Regions from separate parts of the Mus musculus genome. Here regions 1, 3, 4, 5 and 6 are each linked to region 2. A link is a loop called in an ENCODE intact Hi-C map of the cell type or tissue named here. Cell type or tissue: heart. All regions are shown on one strand. Region 1 overlaps Rock2 (Rho-associated coiled-coil containing protein kinase 2). Region 2 overlaps E2f6 (E2F transcription factor 6). Region 3 overlaps Rock2 (Rho-associated coiled-coil containing protein kinase 2). Region 4 overlaps Rock2 (Rho-associated coiled-coil containing protein kinase 2). Region 5 holds the start of 2410004P03Rik (RIKEN cDNA 2410004P03 gene). Region 6 overlaps Rock2 (Rho-associated coiled-coil containing protein kinase 2).

What was found. Hi-C counts contacts between places; a loop is a spot of excess contacts. Peaks named below come from ENCODE experiments on the same cell type or tissue, not always from the same donor. Only the 100,000 strongest peaks of a DNase experiment are listed, where the experiment ranks them.
Region 1: it touches region 2 in a loop (3-fold over the local background); 11 of 42 quality-filtered maps call a loop at or near these places.
Region 3: it touches region 2 in a loop (3-fold over the local background); 9 of 42 quality-filtered maps call a loop at or near these places.
Region 4: a loop joins it to region 2, with 3 times the contacts of the local background. A loop is called at or near these places in 11 of 42 quality-filtered maps.
Region 5: a loop joins it to region 2, with 3 times the contacts of the local background. A loop is called at or near these places in 13 of 42 quality-filtered maps.
Region 6: a loop joins it to region 2, with 3.0 times the contacts of the local background. A loop is called at or near these places in 9 of 42 quality-filtered maps.

What each region holds. Positions count from the first base shown.
Region 1 is chr12:16,956,638-16,961,637 of GRCm38, reverse strand. Rock2 (Rho-associated coiled-coil containing protein kinase 2) reads right to left here. Exons shown (of 33, transcript NM_009072.2): 12 at 4,333-4,412; 13 at 4,129-4,177; 14 at 3,384-3,519; 15 at 3,207-3,298; 16 at 2,764-3,010; 17 at 2,130-2,236; 18 at 1-22. Among named protein-coding and RNA genes, the nearest start is that of Gm22303, 19 kb to the right of the region's middle. In heart, a CTCF peak has its summit at 2,599 (motif pointing right); no DNase peak of the experiment used is centred here.
Region 2 is chr12:16,826,118-16,831,117 of GRCm38, reverse strand. It overlaps E2f6 (E2F transcription factor 6), which reads right to left. Exons shown (of 7, transcript NM_033270.2): 7 at 4,366-5,000. Among named protein-coding and RNA genes, the nearest start is that of E2f6, 18 kb to the right of the region's middle. In heart, CTCF peaks have their summits at 1,160 (motif pointing left) and 2,383; a DNase peak (open chromatin) is centred at 2,447; H3K27ac peaks cover 229 bases.
Region 3 is chr12:16,965,439-16,970,438 of GRCm38, reverse strand. Rock2 (Rho-associated coiled-coil containing protein kinase 2) reads right to left here. Exons shown (of 33, transcript NM_009072.2): 20 at 4,787-4,971; 21 at 3,746-3,815; 22 at 2,125-2,228; 23 at 1,673-1,859. Among named protein-coding and RNA genes, the nearest start is that of Gm22303, 28 kb to the right of the region's middle. In heart, no CTCF peak of the experiment used is centred here; no DNase peak of the experiment used is centred here.
Region 4 is chr12:16,944,717-16,949,716 of GRCm38, reverse strand. Rock2 (Rho-associated coiled-coil containing protein kinase 2) reads right to left here. Exons shown (of 33, transcript NM_009072.2): 6 at 1,115-1,259. Among named protein-coding and RNA genes, the nearest start is that of Gm22303, 7.2 kb to the right of the region's middle. In heart, no CTCF peak of the experiment used is centred here; no DNase peak of the experiment used is centred here.
Region 5 is chr12:17,009,568-17,014,567 of GRCm38, reverse strand. It overlaps 2410004P03Rik (RIKEN cDNA 2410004P03 gene), which reads left to right and starts at 2,841. Exons shown (of 5, transcript NM_001201332.1): 1 at 2,841-3,116; 2 at 3,217-3,440. The coding sequence starts at 3,223. In heart, CTCF peaks have their summits at 2,563, 2,766 (motif pointing right) and 4,931 (motif pointing left); a DNase peak (open chromatin) is centred at 2,917; H3K4me3 peaks cover 831 bases; H3K27ac peaks cover 771 bases.
Region 6 is chr12:16,931,373-16,936,372 of GRCm38, reverse strand. All of the region lies in intron 3 of Rock2 (Rho-associated coiled-coil containing protein kinase 2), which reads right to left. Among named protein-coding and RNA genes, the nearest start is that of Gm22303, 6.1 kb to the left of the region's middle. In heart, CTCF peaks have their summits at 825 (motif pointing right) and 2,863 (motif pointing right); no DNase peak of the experiment used is centred here.

The sequences.
Region 1 (5,000 bases), 130 kb before region 2:
CTATTTCCATGTTGCTTTTTTCCTATGAAACATTTCCAAAACTATTAACAGAATTTAAAAACCTTTTAAAATTACTTTTAAATAGTGTCACTATGAAGGTTCAGTATTTTCTTTCCTTCTTCATCTGAGCTTCTTTTGATAGTAACCAATGGACTCTACCACCCATTCACACTGTTGTTTTGAGATCTGAATTGAGCCTGTTTAATTTCAGTTAACTGACCAGAGTGCTATTCTTACCATTTCTCAGCCTCTCCTACTCTATTTCTCTAATCTGCACCTGACACTATCCACTGATGAGTTTGACACTGCATTCCTGCTCTCATCGTCCTGTCACCTCTCAGGTTTCCCTAGCTGCCTCTAGTTTTACCGTTTTTAAAAATTATTTTATTTTAAATGTGTGTGTGTGCTGTTCTGTACATGTATATGTATGTATACCATATTTATGCCTGGTAAAAGTCAGAGAAGATGACAGATTCCCTGGAACTGGAGTTAAAGGTGGTTGTAAGCCACCTTGTGACTGCTGGGAATCAAACCTGAGTCCCCCTGCAAGAAGAACAAATGCTCTTAACTACCAGGTCATCTCTCTAGCTGCAGGATGATGATATTCTTTAGATACAGGGTCTCTTCCTAAAACATTATTTCTCAAAATTTACAAATGTAGCTAATGGCCATCACTTGGGAGGCAAAGGCAGGCAGATATCTGAAAGTCTGAGGCCAGCCTTGCCTCCATAGTGAGACTCTGTCTTAAGCAAACAAAAAGTAATGCTTTTAATCTAGCTACATTAAACAACAACAACAACAACAAACCTTCCAGATGTCTGACTGCCCAAATAGTAGGTATTTTTCTGTGATGTTGAATTTGAACTCAGGGTCTTGGACATACTAAGCAAGCACTCTACCACTAAGCTACATGGCTAACCAAACACATTATAAGTTAACAGAAGTCAGTCCATTTTCTACATGTGTCCAAGCATTTGCAACACAGAGCACATGGCCCACAACCCTGGAGTATTCATTATCTGAACCTTAAAGGACTAGGTTGCTGACCAAGACTCCATAGTCTAAACTACTGACTGAACAAGCAAACCAGCCACTGCTGTTTTCTATCCTCAGTTTTGTTCAAGTGGCTATCCTCCAGCTAGACTGTGCCTCTTTCTCAGCCCACCTCTCTGATCAATCATGTCAGGGGCTCATTTCTACACCTGAAAGGCATACTGTGTCCAAACAGCTAGCATTTTGTTTACATACAGTGCAATAAAATTACCTAGGGCTTTATTATCACTTTTTTGTCAAGCCAGGAACTCACCAGGTAGCCCCCAGCTAGCCTTGAATGAGACGCACCTGCCTTCTCTTGAGAGCTGAGATCAAAAGTTTGTGTCACCATGGCCACCTATTAGACTGTGATATTATTAAAGGCCACACTGCACTCTGACATTTCTACTATAGAAAACACTAAATATTCACATCAATGAATAAACAAATGAAAATAAAATATTAATTAGAAATAATCCCTAGCTCTACAATATTTTAAAAAACTGTTATAAGAAATATTTTAATTTTATATTACATTAATTTTAAAGATATACCAGTCAAAATTTGAATTTTTCTACATTGTATAAAATTCTCAAAGAATAAATAATTATCTTAAAGTCTTAATTTCTCCTGGGTCTCTAAAAAAGCATCATCAGTATAACACTGAATCCCTTCCTTCATGTAGTCCAGCATACCAAGGACTGCCTCTATGGTATCAGTTATAGTCCTTGTTTGCATACTCAAGTCCAAATACAAAAGAGTCCATGTACATATGGAAATACTCTACCTCGTAAATACCTATTTAATTCTTCTCTGATTTTGGTCACTTCTCTCATCTAAAATCACACTGCTATCTTCTTCTTTTTTTAAATAAAAGATTTTATTTATTATTATACATAAATGCACTGTAGCTGTCCTCAGACACACCAGACGAGGGTGCCAGGTCTCATTATGAGTGGTTGTGAACCACCATGTGGCTGCTGGGAATTGAACTCAGAACCTTTGGAAGAGCAGTTAGTGCTCCTACCTGCTGAGCCATCTCACCAGCCCCCATACTGCTTTCTTCTTACACACAAAGTGCAGCATGCCATGCTTACCTTCTCTAAGTCAGTGAGCTTCTCCTGCAGCTGTCTCTTCTCCAGCTCTACTTTTGCTAGTAAGGCTTTGCCAGTCTTCAAATCTTCTTCCAACCCAGATATTCTACCTAAAAATTAAAGCACTGTTTAAAACAACTTTCTCAAAATGTATTCAATTAAAAATTATCTATCTTATATTTTAGAGTTGTCATTTGTGAGCAAGAGTTTTATAACCTGTCAGAACAGGACTTTAAAGTTAATTTAGCTAGAACTCAATTGATAACCTAAATCTAAATGACACTATTTGAAAATACATCTTTTGTTCACAAAAATACTTGTAATGTTCTAATTTTATTTTATAATTTTTACTTTAATTATGTGTCTATATGTTTGTGTGAGAGGGTGGACTGATGCATGTGAGTACAGTGTCAAAGGAGGCCAAAAGAGGGCGTTGGAATCCCTGAAGCTGGAGTTACAGGCAATTATGGGCCTCCTGGTGGAAGTGCTAGGAACTGAACTTCTTAGCAATATGTGCTCTTAAACAGCTCAACAGTCTGTCCAAACAAAAACCCCAGGTTACAGCAATGCATTAGTTATCTAAAGTTATTTCAAAATTATGCATTATCAATATCAAATCAATCACTGTTTTTTATACCTTGTAAATCATTAATTATCTCTGATCCATGGGTCCGGTCCCTTCTTTCAGATTCTAAAGCTGACTGAAGATTGATAAATTCCTTTTCAAGTTTTAACTTGGCAGTCTCAAGCAGGCAGTTTTTATCTTGTAGATCTCTATTGTTAGATTCCAGCTGCTGAATCTGTTTGGAACTTTCTGCCTGGGTTTTTCTTAACCGTGCTGCAGTATCAGACTCTGTTCTCAGCAAAGCATTAGCTTCATCCAGCTGATATCCAATTCAAAAGCAAACAGATAATCACAGATATAACAAAAATACATCAATTTATTGACTTGTTACAAGCTGCTTAAATAAGAAACTCAAAGCGTTTCCCTAGGCATCATCTCCTTAAGAGCTAAGGGCTTTGCAGCACACACACTGACAGACGTGGATAACTTAGCACTTTCCACACAGACCAACCTACTTGTTTCTGGAGCTGATTGACCTTCTCAGTGGATATCTGAGAGCTCTGGTTCCTTTTCTTCAGATCTTCAAGTTGATCTTTTAAGCTGTTAACTATAAAACAAAGCATTTTAGCTACAAGCATCGATATAACAGATATATTCAATATTTTTCTTCTTAAACAATTTATATCACAAACCATCATTTTCCAAGTTCCGCTTCTTGTCGGCTTCATGATCAGCTTTCCGCTGATACTCTGCATTTTTGTGCTGAAGAAGGGCCTTTTCTCTTTCCAGCTGTCTTAATGTTGATTCCACACTTTTCCGTAAGGTAATCTGAAATAACACCAAATATTATTATCAAAACAAAATATGCAGAGAAATCAACCAAAATATATCAGTAATCTCAAACACATAAAAGAAAAGACCTAAAAGGCCATCACTGTTTTGTTAAAATTGTAATGTTCTCCATATTTGCAAATTTATTATATTAACAGTTAAGCTTTCTGCAACTTTCTATCACTAACAAACCATCACTACTTAATCCCATGGACCTAAAATGTTACTAATATCAAACATTTTTATAAAAAGAATTACTTCTTTTTAAAGTATATCAGCCACTTTTATCATCATACAAAAGCAAGTTTTCTTTTAAATTAACTTTTAAGTTAGTATATAAAGTAAAGGTTTCATTATGGCATTTTCAGACATATATACATCATAATTTTTTTTTAAATCTTGAAATACCTACATACTAAATTAACTCAAACTGATAAAACAAGTCTAGGTAAGAGAAGTCACCTTACAGTAATTTCCATCTTGTTCATCTATGACACAGATAGGTTTTACCAATATGAACTGCATAATACTCTGAGAACCTTATATTTATGTGGGTATCTAAGATTTTACTAACAAAAATGTTAATAAAGCACAGAAATTTTTTACCTCTTCTTCTAGCTCCTTTGCTGTTTTCTCTAGGCGAGTATTAATAGATCTAAAGAATTTTAAAAAGCAACAGTAAATAAAATAATACTAATTTATAATAAAGCAGTCTACTAATTAAGGAAGTGCTTATATAATTAATCTATGCTTTTCATTTTCAGGACTGTATTTACACTTCAGTTAAAAATGCACTGCCTGACAGCATACTTGCACTTCTGTTCCAGCTCCTCCTTGGCTTGCACCTCACTGCTAAGGTGTTCTTCTAGTGCATATAATTTTTTCTGAATCTGTCAAAAAATAAGAAATTCTAAGTTTCAGTCACAATGATGAGAAGCTTCAAGAAAACAATGATATTCTTCTGCTGTCCCCACTTACTAGAGTCCTCTCTAAGAACATAGGATTTGTACTTGCTGACTGTGACTTTGACTCAGAGGGAACGCTCCCTCGCCTCCTGCTCTCCCATTCACAGCACACGTACAGAATAAACACATTTACAGGAATAAACTCTTTTGTGTTCCTTACACTACTATGAAGAAAGATTAAATGAATCTTGAGTAAATGATAGCTAATTACATTTCAAATCCTTTTCCTTAGTTTTTAATTAGGTACATTTTAAAGCAAGTTAAACTGATTTAAAAAAAACTATTAAATAATAATACATCATTTAAAATATTCCTCTTTTTAAAAAAATGTACTATTATCTTTTAAATGTATGAGTGTACCTGCATGAATTTACAAGTGTTGCCCATTAACAAGAACAAAATGCATAAGACAGTGTCTTCTAGATGTGGTGTCACATGCTGTTAAAGCACTCAGGAGGCAAAGGAAAGAGGATCTTTCTGGAAGGTCAAGGCCAGCCTGCTCTATATAATGAG
Region 2 (5,000 bases):
CAAGTTCATGCCAGCTCCTTTCCAGATTCTCCCAGCAGCTTCAGTAAGTAGTAGCTATGGTATCCCTCGGAAAATGCTGGCACTGACTTTGTCCTCTTAGCGACATGCACACTAGACAAATCACAACCCATCAGACTTGAGCACCACCTATATGAAGGAGACCAAGTCCAGCAGAGGTCCAAGGTCTTATGTGGCTTCTATTCCTGGAGTTTAAGAGCCAGCTGTGTGGAGACTCTTCTCTGACACTTGGGTTATGGTATCCTTGCTGTAGCCACTTCTGGATTTATGACTGATTTTGTTACCTCAATGTCCCTTTTGGCTAGCACAGCCTTCTAGCTTCTGAGTAATTCATTTCTTCTACCAACTTGCCTCTGTGGTTTTCCCTGGAAGTGTTGGGAGCCGCCCTCACATTTGCCATTATAAGATGGCGCTGACAGCTGTGTTCTAAGTGGTAAACATAATCTGCACACGTGCAGGGGCAGTTTTCCCGCCATGTGTTCTGCCTTTCTCGTGATGACAACTGGGCCGATGGGCTGCAGCCAATCAGGGAGTAATACATCCTAGGCGGAGGATAATTCTCCTTAAAAGGGACGGGGTTTTGCCATTCTTTTTCTCTCTCTTGTTCTTGTTTTCTCTCTCTTGCTTTCTTGTTCTTTTTCTTGCTTTCTTGTTCTTGTTCTTTTTCTTTCTCTCTCTTGCCCTTTTGCACTCTTGCTTTTGCTCTTGCTCTCTTGCGCTCTGGCTCCTAAAGATGTAAGCAATAGAGCTCTTGCTCTGGCTCTTGCCTCTTGCTCCTGAAGATGTAAGCAATAAAGTTTTGCCGCAGAAGATTCCGGTTTGTTGCGTCTTTCCTGGCCGGTCGAGAACGCGTGTAAGATGGAAGGATACTGTACTTGGTACCAAGGATGGGTTTATCTATAACCCTGTTGCCCATATGTCTTACTAAGACATCTAAGTTAGATGCTGCTTCCTGTTCAAGGACCCATGTGACAATAGAAGTCTCTGCATAGTAGGTTCTGGAAGACAGAACCTTGCTCATAGGCAGGAGTCTTAGTCACTTTGTCATTGCTGTCATAGTGAGGTTAAATCCCCAGTGATCAAAGAACTTCTTTCATCAAAGCTACACCTCCCAGGTTCCACAGCCTTCCCAAACAGTGCCCCCCGCTGGAGGAGGGAAACAGTCGAATCACAGAAACAGAACACTGTCTGCTGTGTGTCTATGTCTTCACATATGCATGTGCACTGTGGAAGGCAGAGGTTAGCTTTGGATTTCATGTCTCAAGTGTTGTCCACCTTAGTTTTGAAATTGGGCCTTTAACTGGCTTGGAACCTGCTGGGCCATCTCAGCTTGCTAGCCAGCAAGTCCTAGGGTTCCTCCTGTCTCTGCCTCCTCACCCATAAGATCATAAATGCTCACCACTGTATCTAACCTTTTTTATGTGGGTACTGGAAACCAAATTGAAGTCTTCATGCTTGCAAGAAGATAAGCTATCTCATCAGCTTAGTGTCTGATACTCACTTATATTCTCCTCCTCCTCCATGTGTGTGTGTGTGCGCGCGCGCATGCGTGCGCGCTCATATATATGCACTGAGAATCAAAATAGGTCCTATGCTTACAGGGCATTTCTCTCATTAACCAAAATGAGAGAATTTGAAAACACCTGTTGAGAATCCATGTTTAGCTGAGGGTAGTGGTGTGTGCCTTAGGCAGAGGCAGGCGCATGTCTGAGTTCGAGACCAGCCTGGTCTAGTCAGATCTAGGACAGCCAGGGCTACACAGTGAAACTGACTCAAAAAGCCAAAAAGAAAATCCATGCCGTGCTATTCTCTAGCAGTATCTATTTAGAATCTGAATAATTAACTCCTGGATAGAATGCAACCACCACACAGTGTTGGATTCCACTCATACTATGAGTGGACAACTGGATTCTGCCTCATTTTACTGAGAGGTCACTATTTCAACCCTGTTGACTAGAAGCAACTGACAGCACTTTCAAGTTTGCCAAGGGATGTATTTAAACTCTGGCTTAATGAGAATGTTCTGACGAGATTATTCCTTATGTCTGGGCTGCAGAAGGCTGCTGTCCCCACATATATTAGGTAAGATGGATAGGTGATATTGCAGCTAAAAACTTGACACATTTCATGCCTCACGGGGATTGGCAGAGGATCTGTTCCATGCAGTCAGCCTCTCGGGCCTCAAGGCCAACAGTGGCTTTTGTGTCTTGTGGGTGCTCTGAGAAACAATTCATGTCTGTCCACATCAATTTGGACTCAAACCAACTTAGGATTCCAGTATGAGAGCCACCAGAGTATTTTATCGATTGAATCAGTCACTTCTATTAGTAAGATGTGTCTGTGGCAGTGAGCCTGGGACTGAGCCGAGACTGCCACCCCGTGGAGCCATCCCGAGTGGGAAAGGAATGTTGACTATCAGCATTTCCTTCTGTCTCTCATGGCCGCGTTCACCCTTGTACTTCCTGATCTGTGGCCCTGGACTGAGGCTCTGCAAACCACACCCCTATCCTTCCCTTGCTGGCTGCATGTTGGGTTACTAGCTGGGAGCAGTAGAATGGAAGGCATGAGGTAGAGCTCTCTTCCCAGTTCCAGCTTCTATCAGTCTTCTACAGCTGGGAATAGAAGCCGTGTTAAGACCTTGGACCTCTGCTGGACTTGGACTCCTTCATTTAGTTGGTACTCAAGTCGCTGGTGGGTCAGGATTTGTCTGGTGTCAGGTTCCTAAGAGGATCACAGTCAGTGCTAGCATTTCCAAAGGATGCCCGAGCCACTACTTACACAGCTGCCTTTCTTTCATTATTCTTTTGTGTTCTCCAGACCTGCCTTCTCCTAGAACCCTCCTCTTTGCTGATACTCTGATCACATGAAATCCTCTCCTCGCCTGGTTCTAACCATCACACATGAACCAAGATCTGCCCGAGCATTCTACAAAGCTCAGCTCTTCCTGGAGGAAGACCTTAACATACAAATGCCAGAACTTTCTGTAGCTGCTTATATTACGAATGCAAATTATGTTTCCCCCAAAATTGTTTGCATGAGAAGATCTGCATGTAGCTTCTGGGAACCTGTCCCCAGTTGGTTCTGATCGGTAAATAAAGATAACAACAGCCAACAGCTGGGAGGACAGACAGAGGCGGGATTTGGGATTCCTGGGCTTGGGACCAGGAGGAGAAAGAGGAAGGAGATCCACCATGCTGGGAGAGTGTGGAGGAGAAAGATGAGTGTATGACAGAGAGGCATGGCTGCCATGTGAAGGAGCCGGGAGAGTGCGGCTCAGAGGGCACCCAACTGGGTCCAGAGCAGCCAATAGAGAATACAGAATTAGTAAGCAGTAACTGGGGATTATTGGCATGGAGGCTAGGCAGCAGCCCAGCTATTATACTACGTAAGGCATATTAAAATATAAAGGCTGTGTGAGTGTGTGTGTGTGTGTCTTTCATTTGGGAAGATAAGCCATCGAGGCAGGAAGCAACCCCACAGTCGGATTTATAAATTAATACCTAATTCTACAGCTTTCCCTTCTGTCCAAGGTGTCTGAAGTAAATGTTACCCATTTGCTACTTCTCTGGCTTTGTTCCCTGTCTTATCAAGACATTTCACCAGTCCAACTTAGAAACGCAGCATCTGCTAAGCCATCAGTTCTCAACCTGTGGGTCACAACACCTTTGGGGGAGGGGCCCAAAACCCCTTTACTGGGGTCACCTAAAACCACCAGAAAACACAGGTAGTTACATAATAATTCATAACAGTAGCAACACTAGCTATGAATTAGAGACAAAATTAATCTTATGGTTGGGGGTCACCACAGCCTGAAGAACTATGTTGAAGGCTTGCAGCATTAGGAAGGCTGAGAATCACTGCTCTAAGCCTTTCTTTGGCTAATTTCAAACAACTTTTTATACATAAGAAGGAACCTCTGGAGGCCAAATGTCGAAGTTTCCAGGAATCTTTTTTAAAAATTTTTATTAGATATTTTCTTCATTTACATTTCAAATGCTATCCCGAAAATTCCCTATACCCTCCCTCCACCCTGCTTCCCTACCCACCCACTCCCACTTCTTGGCCCTGGCGTTCCCCTGTACTGGGGCATATAAAGTTTGCAAGACCAAGGGGTCTCTCTTCCCATTGATGGCCGAGTAGGCCATCCTCTGCTACATATGCAGCTAGAGACACGAGCCCTGGGGGTACTGGTTAGTTCATATTGTTGTTCCACCTATAGGGTTGCAGACCCCTTCAGCTCCTTGGGTGCTTTCTCTAGCTCCTCCATTGGGGGCCCTGTGTTCCATCCACAGCAGCGGACATCGCAAGGCTCACACTGTGTGATGAAGAAACACAGGCACGCAGCACTATTTTTTTAATACTTTAATTTTGAATCTCTACTTTGTATACATGATTGTTATTTCAAGCTGCTTCAAATCTTTTGTAAAGCAGGAGAGGTTTACCAAACTAACGATGCTTCCCAGACTCCTGTATACCAACAATCCAGGTTCCATCAGCCCCACATTGCACTCGTTCACTCACGAGTTTGCTAGACATTCACTGGGCACTTGTCTTGGACTAGGCGTGGTACAAGGCGCTGGGAGCCACTATGAACAATTGTCTCTCACGGAGCTCACAGTCTAGTGGTAAATGACTGAGGCAATTGAGGCACAGAGAGGTAAGTGACTTACCCACTGAGGTAGAGAGCGCTAGGTGATTGGGAAGGCGGGCTGAGAGCTGAGGCGGGGTACAATGCACAGGAGGTAAGGCCCTCTGACTGAAGAGCAAGGCTGCACACAGAAACACATTATAAAATCTGCTCACAAAAAGCGGAATAATGCTTTTAACTTCACCAGGACCAAATCACATTGTAGTGAACTGATCTGTTGCCAGATGAAAGTCTGTACTTTCCCACAATGCTTTGAGGCATGCCACCAATCTTCTGGGACATGATGACTCTGTAGGCAGCTTAAAAATCAAGAAGTTTGTGGTTCCAATTGTAG
Region 3 (5,000 bases), 140 kb before region 2:
CAAATACTGCAAATTTCCATTATAAACAAATGAAATAATATATGTAATTTTTAAAATTATGACTCATTTAATACATTAAGGAATTAAACTTGCTAGACACTTTTGGACATACCTTTAATCCTAGCACTCAGGAGACAGATGCAAGAGGATGTCTGTAAGTTTAAGACTAAAGAACATAGTAAGGCTCACGCAGACAGGGATAGTGAGAACTAAGATGCTATGTGGGAACAGTGATGAATGTTTCTAATTCCAGCACTTGAAAGGAGGCAGGAAAAAAATTGTGAATTCTGAGCTATCTCAAGATTAAAATAAGGAACAACAAAATGCAATACCCTGTTGATATATAAAAAGATGTAATTCATTTAGATTCAACTTCCATTTACTTCCATTTATATGTTCAACTTCCCACCAAATATGGCATTATAAATACATGAAATAATATGTGGCAATATTTATGTACCACCTTTCAGTTTGTTTGCTGAGATAGGGTTTCACATATTACAGGTTTACCTCTACTTACTTGTAGAGCCAAGGTACCCTTGAACTCCTGACCCTCTTGCCTTACACTCCCAAATGTTGGTATTATAGGCATGTACTACCACCTCTTTTTAATTTTTAAAAATGTATTGTATATACAAGTGTTTTGCCTTAATGTCTTTAAAGCATGTGTGCAGCCTTTGGAGGTCACAAAGGAGCACCAGATACTCTGGAACTAGAGTGGAGTTATAAGACAGTTATGAGCCTTGTGGGTGCGGGGAATCACACCTACTCTGGAAGAGTAGCCAATGCCTTAAGCACTGAGCCATGTCTCCACCCTCCACGACTGCTTATCGATGGAAACATGTGAGGGTTTGCTTTTTACAAGAATTATGGGCTATAAGCACTGTGCAGTTATCTTAGTGTGGACTTCCGTAGGGTTATACCATATACTTAAATTTATCAGAAATTGAATTTAACTCTCTATTTTTTTGTTGTTAGTTTTTTAAAAAGCCATTTTCCACACATGTGAAACTGTCAGGCTTTTGTTTTCAGCTGTGGAAATGGTGTGCAGCAGTACTGCACAGCTATAGCATTCACCTGACCTTTTGCTGGAGAAGAGTTAAGCGAAGCATCCACTCATGTATTTGAGCTGTCTCTTTTAGACAGTTTCCTTCTGAGTGGTTTCATCTACTTCAATGAGGTCCAGGGGCTCTGTATGTATTCTAGATGCTAATCTGCTGAATATATATATTTCAAGTATCTTTTCTTTGTTATTTAGGCTGTCTCTGTCTAGGTAAGTATTAGGTCTGTCGGATAGCTTCAAGTTTGTATTTTTCACATTTGGTTCTTAAACTAGGTACACTTTACCTAAGTAGTAAGGATCCTTTCACCAAAAATCCCATTATTCCAAAAGCATTTATTGACTATGCTTTATATTACTATCTGCACCAAACAAAGGTCTTGCATATGCCTCTGTCAACTATCCACCCCCTTTACTGTGGCATTCAGTAGGTCAGCACAAGACTGACTGCTTTCTGTTGGTATTTCCTCAGAAATGTTTCTTTAGTTAGACTGTTAGAATCTGCTAAAAATAGTCACTTTTCAATTTATAACTGAGAGTTCCCAGATGGTTCTGAGATTTTATGACATAGTAATTTAATTATAAACCCAAGACACCAAGAATGTTACTTACAGATGCAATTGTAGTATCCTTTTCAGTAAGTTCTTGTTTGTGTCTAGCCATCATCTCTTTGATCTCCAGCTCTTTCATGATCTTCTCTTTTTCCAAATCAGAGTATTGTTCTTCAGCAATGGAACGAGCCAGCTGCTCAGAATCTGCTTTGGTAAGGGTAATTTCCAGCTGGGCAGCCAAAGAGTCTCTGTATTTCAGAGATATGTCATAAAAAACTTAGGCATACAGTAACAGGATTGAATTCAGGGGGTATTGTATTCTAATCATATAGTCTACCTAAGCTAAGTCCTAAATCCCTTGGAGACAGGATTTTAATAATCAATTTTCATTATGAAGTCAAAACTCTGTCTACTTGACTTTCATCAGATTTTTTGTTTTTAACTTGGTGGGAAACAGAGCAGGAACTATATAAGAGAACTTACTACAGACAAGCGACAGGGCCCCATCCTTACCTTTCATCCTGTAAATCCTGCTTCTTCTGTTGCAACTCTTTACAAAGTTTTGTCTTCTCTTCATTTTCTTCTTTAAGTTCTCTAACTTGTGTTTTATAGAGGGTCTAAGCAGCAAAACAGAATTGCATGCCCATTATTACCAAGAACATGACTTTTATTCAAAAAGCTCAATATATACATATAATTTTTTCTGTTGACTAGTTTTGGGCTCCTGAGAAATCAAAAGTTTTGTAGGCTTTCCCATTTTCTAGTCACCAATTAATAAACATTTGTATGGTAGATTGCATGTTCTATGTCTAGTCCCCAGCATACTCAACTTCTAAAAGAATCAGCTAATAATTCAACTGGGTATTACAACGTAATTCCAGTTAAATGTACAGGTTGGTAGGATAAAGAGGTGACGAAAAACACTGATCTTTCTTTCTTTAAGTTGACAGATCAATGGAACTACTACATAAAAACACTTCATATTGCCGGGAGGTGGTAGCACATCCCTTTTAATCCCAGCATTTGGGAGGCAAAGTCAGGTAAATCTCTGAGTTTGAGGCCAACCTGGCCTACAGAGCAAGTTCTAGGACAGCCGGGACTACATAGAGAAACTGTTTCTCCAAAAAAAGAAAAGAAAAGAAAAAAAAAAGGTAGGAAGGAAGGAAGAAAAAGTATTTCATATTTTTACAGTGCTCTCAAGAATCCCACAAAGGTCAATATGGCAATTTTATTCCTTTTATTACAAAAGCATGTATTTGGGCTCAATGGTTAAGAGCAATGACTTCTTCCAGAGGACTAGGGATCAATTACTAGCACCCACACAGCAGCTCACAACTGTCTGTAACTCTAGTATCCAACACCCTCACATAGACATATATGCAGGCAAAACATCGATACAAATAAAATCATAATAAATTACTTAAAAAACAAAACAAAAAAATATTTTCTCAAAAAGGATTCACACAGTTCACAAAATGGTAATTGCATATGCTTAGAATTATGTCCTAGCAACAATAGCTGATTTCTTGTTTTGAAACAGTATCTCCCTTTCTGTTGTACAGACTATACTCAATGTTGTAGGCTCAAGTCACCTTCCCACCTTAACCTGCATGGTAGTTGCAACTATAAGCACACACCATCAAACCAGTAGGATAAAGGATTCCTGTTAAACAATCTACAGTTTTTTTGCCCAGTACTTTTTCTTTCATATTTTGTGGTACTACATACTGAAATCAGAGCCTTCTCCCTACAACAAGTATTTTACCAGTGAGCTACATTCCAATCCCTGTCTGCTTTTTATGAGTCATGTAAGGCCCCATCCAAATCTGTCTGGTGTGGTGGTAAACTACTATAATCCCAGCACTCAAGATGTGGAAGCAGAAAGTTTGCGAATTGGAGGCCAGCCTAGGACAGACAGCAAGGCTGTTTTAAAACCCAAAACCAAAGCAAGCAAGCAAGGACAAACAAACAAAAGCTACGCATCTTCCTCTCTTCTGACTTGCAGGGTACCAGATATACACATGGTGTACTTACATGCCTAAACCTAAAATATGAATACACATCAAGTGAAATAAATAACTATTTTAGTTAAAAAGCAACCATTCTCCTAGTTCTTCTACAGGAAGTCCCTTACTGAGAAATACTGCTCTGCTTCAAGTTGGTCTTGCAGTTCCTTCATCTGCCCATCTGCATCCTGCCGCTCTCTGTGAATACAGAAAGTCTTTGTTAGTAACTTACATACATATTAACCTAGCCACATGGGAAAGTAAGAATCCCTGAAATCAAGTCATTGTCACACTAGTGCTAACTTTATCATTGCCTTTAAAAGCTCTCATCCTTGACAAGTCTGATGGCAGAGCCTGTAATCACAGCGACTGGGAGGCTGAGGCAGGAGGGACCATGAGTTCAAACCCAGCCTGGAGAATTTCATGAGACCATGCATCAAAAACAAAAGGGGATTGTGGGGGTGGGTATGGGGGACTTTTGGGATAGCATTGGAAATGTAAACGAGGAAAATACCTAATAAAAAGAAAGAAAGAAAGAAAGAAAGAAAGAAAGAAAGAAAGAAAGAAAGAAAGAAAGAAAGAAAGAAAGAAAGAAAGAAAGAAAGAAAGAAAGAAGGAAGCCCGGGGCTCCCAGGTTGGGCTGCCCCTTGTCAAAAAAAAAAAAAAAAAAAAAAGAATTTCAACAACTGCAAGCCAGGTGTGGTAATGCATACCTATAACCCTTGTTCTCTAGAGACTGAAGAAAAAAGATTCCTGCGAGGTTGTGGCCAGCCACAGCTACATAGTGAGACTTTATACACAGTAACAACAAAATAACAAAAAATACACATAAAGAAAACTAATTCCTTCAGCACTGACACAGGCTTTTTCTGAGGCTACATGTCACATCATGTCATTAATCCAACAGCTACAATGTGTGCTTGTATTTTCAGATTTATTTTATTTTATCTTGCTAGATAAGCTGGCTCTGGAATTCAAATCTCTTGTTTCACCCTCCCAAGTATTGGCACTATAAAAAATATCAACAGATCTGGCTTTCATTTTAAATAAATACCAATAAAATACACACACACACACACACACACACACACACACACACACACACACACTCACACTCTCTCTCTCTCTCCCAGAAATTTCCATCAAACAGTCTAAATCAATTAACTTACTTTCGAAGTTCAGTATTTTGCTTTTCCAAGTTCATTTTCATTTCCATAAGATGATTATTTTCTTGTTTTATTTGCTTTTCTGACATTTTTAGGGTGTTAACTTGTTGGGTCTGCATCTTCAGGTCATTTTGCATAAGACAACGCTTCTGAGTTTCCTGCTCTATTTTTAATGTCAAATTTCTAACCTAAAAAAAGTAAATTGTATACTTGACAT
Region 4 (5,000 bases), 120 kb before region 2:
AAAATTCAGTTCCTAGCATAGACATTTGTGACACATGCAGACAAAATAAATAAACTACTGGGTCTGGAGCAAGGGCTAGGCAGTTAAGGGTATTTATTTGTGGCTGACTCTTCCAGAGCTGTCTCCCAGCACCCCGGCCATGGGGCTCACATCTGCCTATAATTCCAGCTCAGTTCCAGGAGAGCAGATTAAAAGATTAGTGAAGGGCTACAAAATCTGTGAATTTGTTCTTGCTCTAATACTGCCTTAATTTTAAAAGAACACTGGTGAGTAGTGACACATATCAATGCAATCCTAGCTAACAAGACGCTGAGGCAGGGGATTTCGAGTTTGAGGGCAGTATGGGTTATATGAAAATACTTATGAAAAATAAGAAAAGGATCTACTAGAGAAACACTTCCTACCAACATACAGTATACTATTTCTTTTGATGTTGTTCTACGTCATTTATTTATATACTAACGTGTGCATGTGTTCTACACACAACGGAGTCCTGGAGATCAGATCATCAGGCTCCACACATGCCTTTACCCCTTACACCAATGGTTCTCAACCTTCCCAATGTTCCTCGTGTTGTGGTGACCCCCAAACATAAAATTACTGTTGTCGCTGCTTCATAACTATAATTTTGCCACTGTTATGAATCATAATGTAAATATCTTGTGTTTTCCAATGGTCTTAGGCAACCCCTGTGAAAGGGTCATTTGCCTCCTACCCACCAAAAGGAGAAGACCCACAGGATGAGAATCAGTGTCTTAAGCCATGTCACCAGTTTACATCAGATTCTAGTTCAGGGATTCAGAAATCCCTCCCTTGACATGGCAATTTCTTTAAATTCCCCAATTTTTTTTTCTTTTAAAGATTTACTCATTTATTATATATAAGTACACTGTAGCTGTCTTCAGACACACAAGAAGAGGGCATCGGATCTCATTACAGATGGCTGTGAGCCACCAAGTGGTTGCTGGGTTTTGAACTTAGGACCTCTGGAAGAGCAGACTGTGCTCTTAAGTGCTGAGCTATCTCTCCAGTCCACATTCTCCAATTCTTGACTGAACTATAAAGTGCTATGAAAAGGGTTTTGAAAACAAAACAAGTTCAAATATTAACTTACCTACTAACATCTCAAAAAGGAAAACACCTACAGACCACCAATCACATTCTCGCCCATAGTAACCATCACCTCCTTGTGATTTCAGAACCTCGGGCGATATGTAGTCGGGAGTTCCAACTGCTGTGTCGCAATGCACCATGCCTGTCTGGGTAAACAACAGAGTGAAAAACAAAGCCAAACATTGAGGGTGAACACACAGTGACAACTGACTTATTATCAGACAGTGCCACCTATCACTTACAATAGAACACAACTGCTGACGTTACTTCAGGACTCAGGGATTATATACACCACTGAATGCATAGAAATATCTGCATCAGGGAGGCCAGGTATGAGTTTTCATCCATGGAAAATGGAAAAGGCAGTAGGCTCCCAAACCTACAGAAACTGACAACTTTTGTTGTTTATTTCATACGTTCTAAAGTAAGGGGCTACAAAATGAGATCTTAATGATGTAACATGGGGAAAGGGAAAGAATCATTAGGAGGAAAGCAGCTTGCTGTTTTGGAAAGAAACAAAAGTGTCTACAATGGCAATACACAATTCAGCTTAGATATGGTATTAAGAACTGGTTCACAGTTTATCATGAGCAGACTGAGAAAATGTATTAAATATTTAAACTAATCGCTTCTCAGCCTTTTAGCTAAGATCAAGTGTAAATATTTAAACTAAAAGACCAAAAAGGTTTGGTGCATCTTAGGTTTACATATTTCTAGTACGTAGCTGTATTATCAACATATTTGGCAAAATGATTCAACACCTTTACCTGCGTTCTGTTTTCTTGGGTAGTAAGATACTTTCTGTGAGTACCTTCTTAGAGAGTGTGTATGTATATGTATAACATGTACATGTTCATGTGTGTGTGTGTGTAAGCCATAGGTCAATGATGGCTGCCTTCCTCTATCACTCTCCTCCTTATTATCCGAGACAGTCTCTCAATGAACCGTGAGCTCAGTAACTGGCTGAGCTAGTGACCAGTTACTAGGAGATCAGTAACTGGCTGAGCTAGTGACCATTTACTAGGAGATCAGTAACTGGCTGAGCTAGTGACCAGTTACTAGGAGATCTGAACTCAGATCCTCATGCTTGACAGCTGAGCCATCTCCCTAGTTCTAGTCTCTTTTGGCAAAGATAAGAATCGTCCCTCCTGAGAGAGGAAGGGAGGAGAGTAAGAGAGCGAGCATGCAATGCAGTACACGTGCACAAAGCATCACAGTGCTCTCTGCTAAGTGAAATCGCTCTAGCAAGGTAAAGCTACCAAGTTCTGTCTAACTTGTAAACATTGTCTATATTAATCCAAATGCCCTTCACTTCCTCTCTCTGCTAATGGTGCATCACCACATTTCTCACAAGAAAGCTATAGAAATACTAACATGCTAGGTAGACATTAGGGCTAGGGACATAGTTCAATGCTAAGCGAGTCTGCCTAGTGTACAAAGCCCAAGGTTCATTCCCCATTACTACACACTACTTCCACAACCAACAACAAAAAGCCTCCCTGGAGGAAAACAAACTTCAATGTGTTTTGTGGCCATGATTTGTACAAATGTTTAAATGCTATAAAGAAAGCATGTTAAACTGAGAAACTAATTTCAAAAATAGTATTTTATGTATCCTTAATTTGGTATATTTCTCCAAATATACCAGCAAATTGAGAAGAGAAGTCATCATAATTTGAATATGAGATGGTAACAGAAAAATAGTTCTGCGGATTATTACACAACAAGAAGAATAAGATAGTGACATTAAAAGACAGGACCCACACTTTATTCTTTTTTTACAGTGTTGAAACTGAACCCAGGGTTTTCAGAAGTCTAGACAAATACTGCACTACAAGGAAGGGAGTGCTCAGCTCCTACAATTACCATCCATCAACGACTACCCTGTACTTTACAGTTCTGTTAAAAGCCAGAAGAGACAAAAAAAGGTAGAAAAAAATCCTCATAAAACCAGAGGAAGCTCCACATATAAAAAAGTGAAAGGTGGACTTTTTTTTTTCATGAGTAATATAACCACGATGAAAGGCAAGAAAAAAAATAATCCAAGGAGCTTTGGAAAAACTAGCTATTTTATCAGGACATCTTCAAATCAAAAAGCAATCTATTTATCACAGTAGTGAGGACAACAATTATGAAACAATTTTAAACATACACTAGGGTTAAACAAGCTTTTTTTAAAAAAAGCTATAATTAGCTAATACAAACCAGAGGGTGTTGCTTGGGGTTTTTTTTAGCCTTTGAAAGAAATTACAAGAAGAGAAGAGAAAGACTAGACTGGACCCTATGGTGTTAGACTTCAACCAGATATATCAGTGATAAGTAGTAGCACTTGACATATCATCTACAGAAACAGAGACTCAAATGTAAGCATCAGGGCATGTGGCTGAATACTGGGTGTTATAGTCCATGCCTCCTAGCTCTATCCATTGACTGAGCCTGAAAATCATGATACATTAGGAGCAATGAGCATATCTAGCAATCATACAGATACTACTAAGTACCATTTCTAATCAAAGAAATCAGAGCTTCTTGGAGTAGGGGTAAAGGGGAAAAAGGCAAGTTTATAATAATATTCTGTAGTATTAAAATGAAAGTCAATAAACTAAGGGATATGGAGCCAATGTATGGAAACTTCATAAAGTTAAGTAACACATTATGAAAGAATTATATGACAAATCAAAGCAACTTTAGAGCTATGAGGTACTGTCACATGACGGCACCAAGAGTCGTATTTTAAGAGGCTTCATATGCGTTTGTGCTGGAAAACACAATGACTAGGCATTCATTTCCAAAGTTTACTCAGAATTACTTTCACTGGGGACTGGAGAGATGGGTAAAAGTAGTTGGTGTGCACCAGTGAGAACCTGAATTTCAGTTCCTAGCAACCAATTTAAAAAGCCAGGCTGAAGGGCGAAAACGCAGTGTTTGGGACAGGCAAAGCCCAGAGATTTACTGGCCAGTCAGTCTTGCTAAACAAGTGAGCTCCAGGTATAGTGAGAGACTTTGCTTTAAAAATAAAAGACAGATGGCTAGGGAGATGGCTCAGTAACTAGAAGTACAAGCATAATGATAGCATATGATTTGAACCTGAGTTCAAATCCTAAACACTCAAATAAAAAGCCAGATATGGTTGTATATGCTTGTAATCTCAGCACAGGGGGATGTGGCAAGGAAGAGGCAGGTCCTGGGGGAATCACTGGTCAGCCAATCTAAATGACTAGTTGTGGCTCAGTGAGAGACTCTGTCTCAAGTTAATAAGGTAGCAAGTGATAGAAGACATCTGACCTCCTCCACTGGGTTCCTCCTGGAGGTGCACAGGTATACACACACACACACACACACACACACGCATGCATGCACGTACATATTCAAGCACATACAATCTAAATAAAATGAAATGGTGGAGATAGAAGATATTTAACATCCACTGCCAGCTTTTGCTCATGCATTCATAGGCAAGTATACCTGCACACACATGCATATGCCACACATACAACCAAAAAAATCACTTAAAATGTAATAAGTTCAATGTTTTCTAAATAAATTTGATGATTTGTCATTGACAAAATATAGACCAAGAGAGTTTACTGAAAACTTAAAAATGGATCAATCAGAAGTCTTGTGTTTTGTCTTATAAACAATTCAAAATGCCTCTTACAAATGTTGAAAACAAAAATTTAAATGGAACTCACACTTTCATCTGCCCCTAACTGCACAAACCTGCCTAGCTGGATTCCCTTAGTTATTATTCCCTTGGGTACTGATTATTTTTATTCTAAGTACAAAGGTTTCTTTATCTCTATTATTGATTGATTGATTCATTGATGAGGGGCACACAAGCATAACTTGCAAGCGTTGGTTTTGTCCTCTCTCCATGTGAGTCCCAA
Region 5 (5,000 bases), 180 kb before region 2:
TAACTTACCAGTGCCCTCTCTGTGCAGAATCAGGTACAAAGTATCCACATGCCTGGTTGCATCTGCATCCGACCTCCAGCCCCAAACTGTGCCTCCTCCCTTGTCTTCTCTCTTGTATCTTTGAAATCCTTCTCATCTGTAAAGACCAAACCCTGCTGCCTCTTTAGTAAGGAAATTTTCCTGGGGAGAAGCGACATGTATCTATTTACCCCAGATAGAGAACCCACGACAGACCAAAGTATGAATACCAATAAACCAATGAGTTTTATTGGGGTTACTTACAGAGGCAGATATAAGTCAAAGACAATTGCATCACCCAAGACCACACCAGCGTGGGGGACAGCTCACAAAAGCTGGGAACCTGGTGTACACTGTACAATCTACAGGCAGCTCAACAGGTAGGAGAGTGTGCTTTCCAAGTGGCTTCATTGTTCCGAGGCTCTTCCTAGCAGCTCTGGTGGTCTCTGCTTCTTCCAGGCCACTTGGTGGGTCTCTAATTCTCCTTTGCAGCTTGGCTCATTTAAGAGGGACCCTCTGTACCAGCTATTGTTTACTGTCAGGAAAGTGAATCTGGTCAGTTTCAGGGACTTCCTGGAGTTCTTATGAGTTGTTTACTTTCTATCTTAAGGATCTTTGCTGCTGGAGAGGAAACTGACACACAACAAGAAGAGGTGTGGCCTATTGCCTGAGTCCCAGACACCAGAGCATCCTCCACTTAGGGTACCTCTGTCTACACTTGATTAACCATTTCTGTTCTCTGGCTGCACAGGGAAGGAACACCTTGCCTGACAGGAGTCAGGCACAGAGTGTAAGGGAAGGATTGAAAGGTCTATCAATAAACCCATCGCTGGTGACGAGGAAGAAAGGAGGGTGCCTGGAACAGCGTGATGGGAGGGTCTGAGTTTGGCTGAGCTGGATGAAGAAGCCACTGGTGCCACAGACGGGGTTGGGCTGCTTGGGACTAGAGAAGGAACAGAAGTGGAGTCCACAGCAGGACCCCCACTCTTAAGTCCTCGATGTGCCTTTTATAAGCTAAACTCAGGCTGCCTGGACAGTCACTCCGGTTGTATTCTTCCCTGTAGACTGGATTCCACTGTGGGCCTCAGTGTGACTCTGTGTAGGACCTATGTCCACAAAAGCTGCCTGGGGTTGTTGGGAGGCTCCTCAGTATCAATGACAGGATGCTGTGGGCTCTCTGGGCTTTCAGAAGGAACATACATTGTTGCCCTGGTTAGTTTACCTCAACTTAACACAAGCTACAGTTATCAGAGAGGAGGTAGCATCAGTTGAGAAAATGCCTCCATAAGATCCAGCTGTAAGGCATTTTCTCCCCCCCCTTCCTCCATAATCCATTAAAAAAAACTTTTTATTGATTCTTTGTGAATTTCACATCATGCACCCCAGTCCCACTTATCTCCCCACCCTTTGCCCTTGCAACCTCCCCCCCCCCCAATAAACACACAAACACACACACACACACACACACACACACACACACACACACACACACAAGAAAGGCATAGAAAGCATCTCATCATAGAAGCTGCAGTGTGGCACCGTGTGTCCCACAGTGTATCCCTCTGTCCACACATCTTCACTTGCAGATGTTCATCGCAACGAGTCATTGGTCTGATTGGAGATCTCTGGCTTCTGTGACACATCAGTATTGAATCCTCATTGGGACCCCCTCCTGGTCATCATACTGTTGCTCTGTGTCATGGAGATCCTGCAGCTTTGGAACAGCAGGACTGGCCCTTTCATGTGTCCCAACCATCTGCAAATGATAAAGATTTTGGAGTGGGCCAATTCAGAGCCCTGGGTCTGGGCCCAGGTGGTAACTGGGGTGGTTAGCACTCAGTCAGCTCTCCCTTCTTTGCACCTCCAGGGAGAGCTCTCCAGCGCTGCTCCAGCTAGACCACCCAGTGCTGACATGGGCAGGAGGCAGGTTCTGCTCTCCTTTCCTGATGCCCTCTGGGCAGGCCCATGTGCTCCCACTCCTCCAGAGCCAGCTCCACTGTGCTGCCCAGTCAAGGCTTGTGGCCCATTCTCCCTAGGGCTGCAGCCTTCAAGGGCCTGGGCTAGTTCTCCTGCCCTCTTACCCTTAGGGCTGGATCATCCCTGCCTTCACTATTAGGACCACTATGCTGCCCAGTTGAGGTGCAGGGCCAGCTTGCCTGAGTGCTACTGCCAGTGAAGGGGTGGGGCTAGTAAGGCATTTTCTTAATTAGTGATTGATGGGGAGGGCCCAGGCCATTATGTATGGTGTGATCCCTGGGCAGGTGATCCTGGGTTCTAAAACATAAAAGGCTGAGGGCTGGAGAGTGGCTCAGTCGTACAGATAGCTCAGCTCACTGGGTGCTCTTCCAGAGGTCCTGAGTTCAACTCCCAGCAACTACATAGTGGCTCACAACCATCTATAATATGGTCTGATGCCCTCTTCTGGCATGCAGGTGTACATGCAGATAGAGCACTCATACATAAAATAAATAAATAAAAATTTTTAAAAGATAGCAGGCCGAGTAAGCCATGGGGAGCAAGCCAGTAAGCAGTACCCCTCCATGGCTTTTGCATCAGCTGCTATCTACAGGTTTTAGCCCTGTTTGAGTCCCTGCCCTTACTTTCTTCAGCGATAGATTACGATATGAAAGTGGACGCCAAATAATCCATTTCCTTCCCTACTTGCTTTGGTCATGATATTCCATCACAGCAATTAAAAACCCTAAGATGTCTTCTCTTCCTGCCCCTGGTCTCTCGTCCCTTCGTCTGGGACCCTGAGTTCTCCACCAGGGGGCAGCACAGGGTCTTGCTCCAGTTCACCAGCTCTGCGGAACACGGAGCACTCACAGCTTTTGGAGACTCAGCAGACACTGTCCCGCTCTCCCGCCCAGGGGAAGAGCTGGGCAAAGCACCTACCATCTGCACCCCACCGAGTGGCTCCGAAGTCTTTGGAGGGCGCACAGTGGGTCCGCCCCTTCCGCATGCGCACTTGGGAGTCGCCTGTTCCCTGGGCGACAGTCAACACAAGCAGGGCTGCAAAACACAGCTGGGCGCAGATGCTGCCCCAGCCTGGAGAGTTTTTGTCCCCCATCAGTCACTCTCTCTGAGCTCGAAATCCGGTGAGGGACGAAGCGGGAGCACCTTGTGCAGGTTATCCTGGGTTCAGGCAGAAAGTCTCAACCAGTCTTTCTCTTTTCTCTCCCTCTCCTGATTCTCCAGTCCCCCATGGGCAGCCAACATCGTGGGCTACCAAGAACCACATCCGCTGGGTACAAACCGCCCCCTACCAGGCAGCTTGCCTCAATTTCTGCGGCCCTGGGGGATGGCCCTGCTGCAAGCAGGGCTCTCGCCGGTGGTTGCCAGGGGACCCCAGCCCTGGGTGTGCAACAGGACCAGCTGTGGAGGGAGCTTGTGGAAGCCGAAGCACGAGGCCAGAGGCGTTGGTGAGTGTCCTGCCCCCCCTTCTCCCCGAATCTCTCACATCTCCATCCACCTTGGGGGGTCTGAGAAAGTGCAGAGGAAAGAGTTCAGAATATATGGAAAGATCAGAGGGGGAGAACGTGGAAGTAGGGTGCAAGAGAGGCCAGCCTAGACCCAGACTGTGACTAAAGCAGCTAGGGCCTCATTCCCAACAGATAGCTGGGAATATAGGTATAGACAGGGCTCTGGTCCCATCTATGGCCACACAACAATCTCTCTGTCCCTCCTCTTCTGGGAGGAAGCTGGCAGCTGGAAGCCATGGCACTGCCTGGGGCGGGACTCTGGCCTGGGGGTGGAGGTGGGGGTAGGGAGCTTCCTTCCTGGTTTCATTCAGTGATGGATACCAGGAGAAGCCTGGTAGGTTTGCCCAGAGTTCCAAGGGGGCCTGGCTTCCTGGACCCCAAGAGAAGTAGGTAGACTAGGCAAGTATGATGACTCAGAGCTGTACGCCCAGTGTGAGTTTGAAGTTAGTAAGACAAAACCAAAGACTGTGGAGTGGCTGAAGCCCAGTGGGAAGGAAGATGGCTACTGAGCAACCACTTAAAACTGTGAAAAGTCTAAATGAAGGCTTTCCAAATACACACGCCGGTGGCTGCATTTTTAGTTTCTTTTCGCCCCTCCTTTAGTCTGGCGATCAGACTCAAGGTGGTAGCAGTCACTCCATCAAGGAGCTCATTCACATAAACATAAGCACATGTCAGAATTTCCTTCTTCAGGGCAGAGTAATATTCTATTCCATGAAAAAAAAATCATTTTCACATGTTGGCTGTTGTTAGGTGTCACAGCAAACAGAGGAGAGCAGATTTCCCTTTGAGACCTGGCTTCCCATTTTTCAGATAAAATTTTCAGAAGTGGAACCGGTTCTAGTTTTGTTGGGAGGGACTCTCCTGCTGTTTTTCACAATTTCTGCCCTACTTTGCATTTCCATTAACAGTGTACAAGGACTCCAAGTTCTCACCAACCCTGCTGATGCTCACTGGTTGTTTTTAGTGCCTCCGTCCACCTAATTAGATGGTCAGAAACACAACCCTAGGCTGGCAACTGGTGATAGTATTGGAGTGGAGTTGTCAAGCTGTCAATCAGACACTGTCACTAGCGAGATAGAAATGGGATTAGAGGGTGCTCCCTATTGCTTTAGAATTGCTTCCGGGGAGCTGGGGTGTCCCTGGAATATCTGGCAGAATCCACCCCCTGTGTTGGTTGTGGTGTGAGGACACAGGAGAGACGCAGGGCATTCACTCTCCTCCTAACATGGCCTTTGTGGGGGAGCACTATTACCCCAAAAGACTTCATTAAAATATGTAAACTTGGTACTAGAGCGATGCCTCGACGGTTAAGATCACTTGTTCTTACAGAAGACCCAAGTTCAGTTGCTTGAACCCACATCTAGCGGCTCATGACTGCCCACAACACCAGGTTTAAGGAATCTAGCACCCTCTTTTGGTCACCACAGGTACTGCACACACAGTATGCAGTGCACATACAGACACATGTGCATTCTTTAAAAATTTGCAGTATGTAAA
Region 6 (5,000 bases), 110 kb before region 2:
ATGTTTTGAAATCTGAAGTATTTTGAAATGGTGTAACATTACAATGAAAATGGTAAGTCCAAGAGGTAACTATGTGGTAACAAGAGCTGTAGCTTGTATTCCTCTTCTGAGTTGTTACTAGGCAATAACAGCAATCAATCCCTACTAGATCTCCATAGTGACATGAAGTTAATATAACAGTAAAAATGTATTTATGCACCAGAAAAAAATATGAGAACACAGAGCAGAAGTCAAGGATTAAAGGATGACAATTGTAAAGGTAGAAAACTATACCACAGCAAGCATACTAGCTTTCTAATTGACTTGTGTTCAATAACCAGATTAACTCAAAGTAAATAATCATCAAAAAGCTATGAACAAATTTTTAGAAGTTGTTAACACACTCCCTATGTATATTTACACCATCCTTCAAGCCTTAATTTACTCTAAAAACAAATTGAATTTTGTATGCTCTCTAACTTCATTAGAAAAAATATCCACAGAGCATTAAGAGTCAATTAATTTCTGTTATTATTTTCATTATTTATACTTAGACCATGACATACAAAACTCTGATAATTTTGCTGTATAGTGGAGCTAAGACCTGAGGCTAAAAGTTATCTATTAACTATTGGAAATAAGACAGTCAAATAAAAAGTATACACTGTAGCCCTAAGTCCTAAGAGGACTTCTGAATGAGAAAATGTTTACTGTCTTCACTGGTGGTGCAGTTACTCTCCAGTCTATAGTTCCCTGTGCTCTAGACAATCTCACAGATGTGCTGTTTGCAGCCTGCTTCCTAAGCTGCTTTCAAGGGAAACATGCTTTCACTGTGGAACTGCCCAGTGGGGGGCACAATGATGAACCAGTCAATTCAACAGACTGCTACTCTTTCTATGCAGTATCTATAAGACTTTGAACACATTAAGAATATTTTGGCTAAAAGGCTGAATTTCATTTAAACGCTGGGCTAGGACAATTACTGGCTCACAGCACAAGGTAGGAATCACTACTTCTCATCTCTGATATAACTCACAGACATTAGACTTATTCATGCCAAATGTCTACACCATACCTTTAAAATTCATTAGCAGTGATGTGACAAAGTAGTATTAATAAAGTGCTGCTACTTTAGGAAAGCTGATTTCCACTCATCTTCCTCTGAGGATGTCTCTGAGTTATTCTATCATAAGCTCCCTCAGCATCTCTGTAGACTCCCCTTTATTCTCCAGCTCCTTCTCCTCTATTCAATATAGATGGACAAATACATGAACAAACAGTCAGACACAGTAGCTATTAATTATCACACTGAACAGCAATGTTTAAAAACATGGATTCAGATGTAAACAAACCTGGGCAAAAGCAGAGATATTTATGAACTAGGTGACAAATTTACTTAATTCCTCTAAATTACAACGCAAAGACAAAATAAGAACTAATGACTATAAATTTAGCATACAGAATACAGTCAATAAAAATTACCTAACTCCACCACGAACAGAATAAGGTTCATTCTAATATGAAGTTATGCATGTGTCCCTGTTACTAGTCTTCGTACTTAGAGGACCAAAAACAAAACACTTCTCTTATCAGTTCTATTGGTTATAAAAAAAAAAAAAAGATTGTCAAATTCCTTGTTTTTAAATTTAAAAATACACTGACTACAAACCATCATCCAATTGAGTAATACGTGTGCAGGAGGAAAAAAACACCCTCCCCTTAAAAAGGGGGGAAGATACAAAACATTAATCATGGTTATACCCTAGCTGATGGAATTTAAGCAACTTCTCTTTTCTCCACACCACATACTTTCTACAGTAAAATGTACTTCTTTGTAAGACATACAGACAGACAGACTGACAGACTGACTTAAACAGATGTCATATTTCTAAATGAAGCTTACAAACATGCTTAGGATATTCTTGGAACTCTGTTGATAACTTTATAATCATTCTTTCTAAGACATGTCATTTGAGGCTTTCAAATTTATTTTTTACTAATAAAATTATATTTTTATAAGAAAATTCAATTTGTATATTAGACTAACCTGGAGTAATGTCTGATGTTAATGAAGCCTCCACCAAAGATGCAAGTAATACAATGTCCTCATGCTTTCTGTTATGGCAGCCAAGACTGAATAGCAGATACAAGGACTATGAAAACATCAGAAGGAGGGAGTAATTTTTACAGCTCAGAAAGAACCTTATAAAGAGTAAGATCCAGCTTTACATTAAAAAAAAAAAACAACAACTGAGTTCACGTGTACAGTATTAGAGAACCACATATGCATATGCATACATGCAGTGCAGGAATGAACTGACAGTGGCTATATGGGAAAGACTGCTCTTTTCTCTCTGCTTCTCCAGATACTCGTTTAAGCTATGTTCTTTATTGAAGAAGACAGTATCCTGGGGTATGGATGAATCTTTTGGATGAAGATTATCAATTACTGGTAAGAGGGTCAAATACTTTGAAAGATACAGTTCTTGTTTAAAAAAAATATATAGTGTAAAGAAATCAAAATATCAACACATAAACTACAAGGTAAGATGTAATATTACAAATAAAATAACAATAATTAAGATATGGAGAAGAAATTTCACTCAGACAGAATGTTAAAACAAGAGAAACTTTTAATTTCTGAAATTTTCCTTTAAAACGAGCACTGAGAGGCATAGTTTTTTTTAAAAAAAAAACTAGGAGTAAAAGGCACATAGGGAAAAAAAGCACAAAGTGAGAATGGACAGCTAAGAATCGTGTGTGTGTGTGTGTGTGTGTGTGTGTGTGTGTGTGTGTGTAGGAGTGGGCATGACTGCAGTGCCTGCAGAGGCCAGAAGAGAGCATCAGATCCACTAGAGCTGGAGATGAAGTTATGAACCAGCAAGAGTGGTGGCAAGCACTCTGGCATCCTCAACTTTACCTGCTAGGCCATCTCTCCAGCCCCATGAATGCTGACATTTCAAGAGGTGCCAGAATGCCAGGATAAAGGTATCATACTAATTTTAAAAACTAAGCAGAAAGGGATTCACAGTTACATGACATCTAGAATTGTCTTTCATTAACTCAACATAGGTAGAGGCAGAAATAATGAAAACCAACTCATATGATATCAAAGCCCCTAAAGTTGACTCAATGTTCCTACACCAGGATTGGGAATAGATGTGGTACCTAAGAATATAAAGATATAAAAATATGAGGAAATGTCTCCAAATAGTGACATCAGTCCAGGTGAGCATACACAGAGTATTTAATACACACGGTCTTGATATTCTCTCCATTAGTATTTCACAACTTGAGATCAACACTACTTTGATGAAACACCAAGCAGAAGAGGAATAGAAAGCAGAGGTTCATATATGAGATAGCTTGGATGAAAGTAAAGCAATGAATACTGAGAAAAGGAGACACTAAGTGTAAAAACACAAACTATAGCGTTGTCTAAAAACGTAAACACAAGGGATGAAGGAAACATTAATTATGACTCTGAGTGTCTGTGTGGCTTGAGCAGCTTGGGAAGAAGAGAGGCAAGTGCTCTTTTAACCACTGAGCCATTCCTGTAATCACTATCGTTTTTAATTAGTATTACTCTTGGGGGGGGGGGCGCCAGGGCACACATACTTTGGAGATAAGAGGGCAACTTTATGGAGTCACCTCTCTGCTTCCACCTTTATGCAAGTTCAAAGATTTAAATTTAGATTGCCAGCCTTACCCACTGTGCCATCTTGCAAGTCAGGAAAGCTTTTTGTTTTTTTGTTTTGTTTTTGTTTTTGTTTTTTGAGACAGGGTTTCTCTGTGTGGCCCTGGCTGTCCTGGAACTCACTCTGTAGCCCAGGCTGGCCTCGAACTCAGAAACCCGCCTGCCTCTGCCTCCCAAGTGCTGGGATTAAAGGCGTGAGCCACCATGCCCGGCTTCAGGGAAGATTTTTAACTGACACTTTTGCAACAGTCTCAAATGTTTCTAATGATCAAAATATGTAAGATACCAATAAGCTGGCTCCCAAACCTTCCAAAAACTGATATGAAAAGAAATTTCTGTTGTTTTTCATGAAATCTGATATTGCCAATGTGGTCCTATGTAAGTACTTATGCATATCTAAAAATCAGTAAGACCTGATTATTTAAAAGCAAAGGTCACTTAGACACCTGACAAGAAAGTTAACAATGGTCCCACTACTCAGTCAGCACCACACTAAGGGACACAAATATTCAACCCAATCGAGTATCAACACAAATGTTCTAAGGTTACATTGCTACTAATACTACTCCAACCTGAGAGAACTAAAACCTGGATGACAGAAACCAATATCCTGTAGCTAGAAACAGTGGTTGTCAACACTTATTCTTCTTCCTCAGTATTAGATACTCCACACAAAAATGTCTATTAACATTTTACTACTGAGGTCATAGGCCCTAGAGGGGAAGCTACTCCTTTTTCCTATTATTTATTCTTTTTTAACTATAATTTTAAAATTTTTATGGATATGGGTGTTTTGCTTGCATATATGTCTGTGCACCACATGAGTGCAGTGCCGTGAGTCCAGAAGAGGGTGTCAGATGCCTGGCCACTAGAGTTACAGACAGTGTGAGGAATTAAACCTGTGTCCACTGGTTAAGAGCAACCAATGCTCTTAACCACTGAGCTCCCTCTCTTGTATTGCTGATGTGTGTGTGTGTGTGTGTGTGTGTGTGTACCATGTGTGTGCAGTGCTTGTGTTGAGGGTAGAAGAGGGCATTGGATCCCTGGAACTGAAGGTACAGACCCCATTATTATGCTAGAAGTTGAGCCAGTGTCCTCTGGAACAGCAGCAAGTGAACTGCTGAGCCATCTCTCCAGCTCCATACTGTTGTTGACTCCAGAACCTTCTTATATGCTATGGCATTTCAGTGACATATCAAAGTTACTCTTAGAATGAAAACTTATTTGTGGAAATTTGTTAACATTATCCTCTGTGGTAACCTAACCTACTTTCAACTTAACGAGATAAAGTATTTCACACAGAAAGAAGAAATTGTGCTATCAA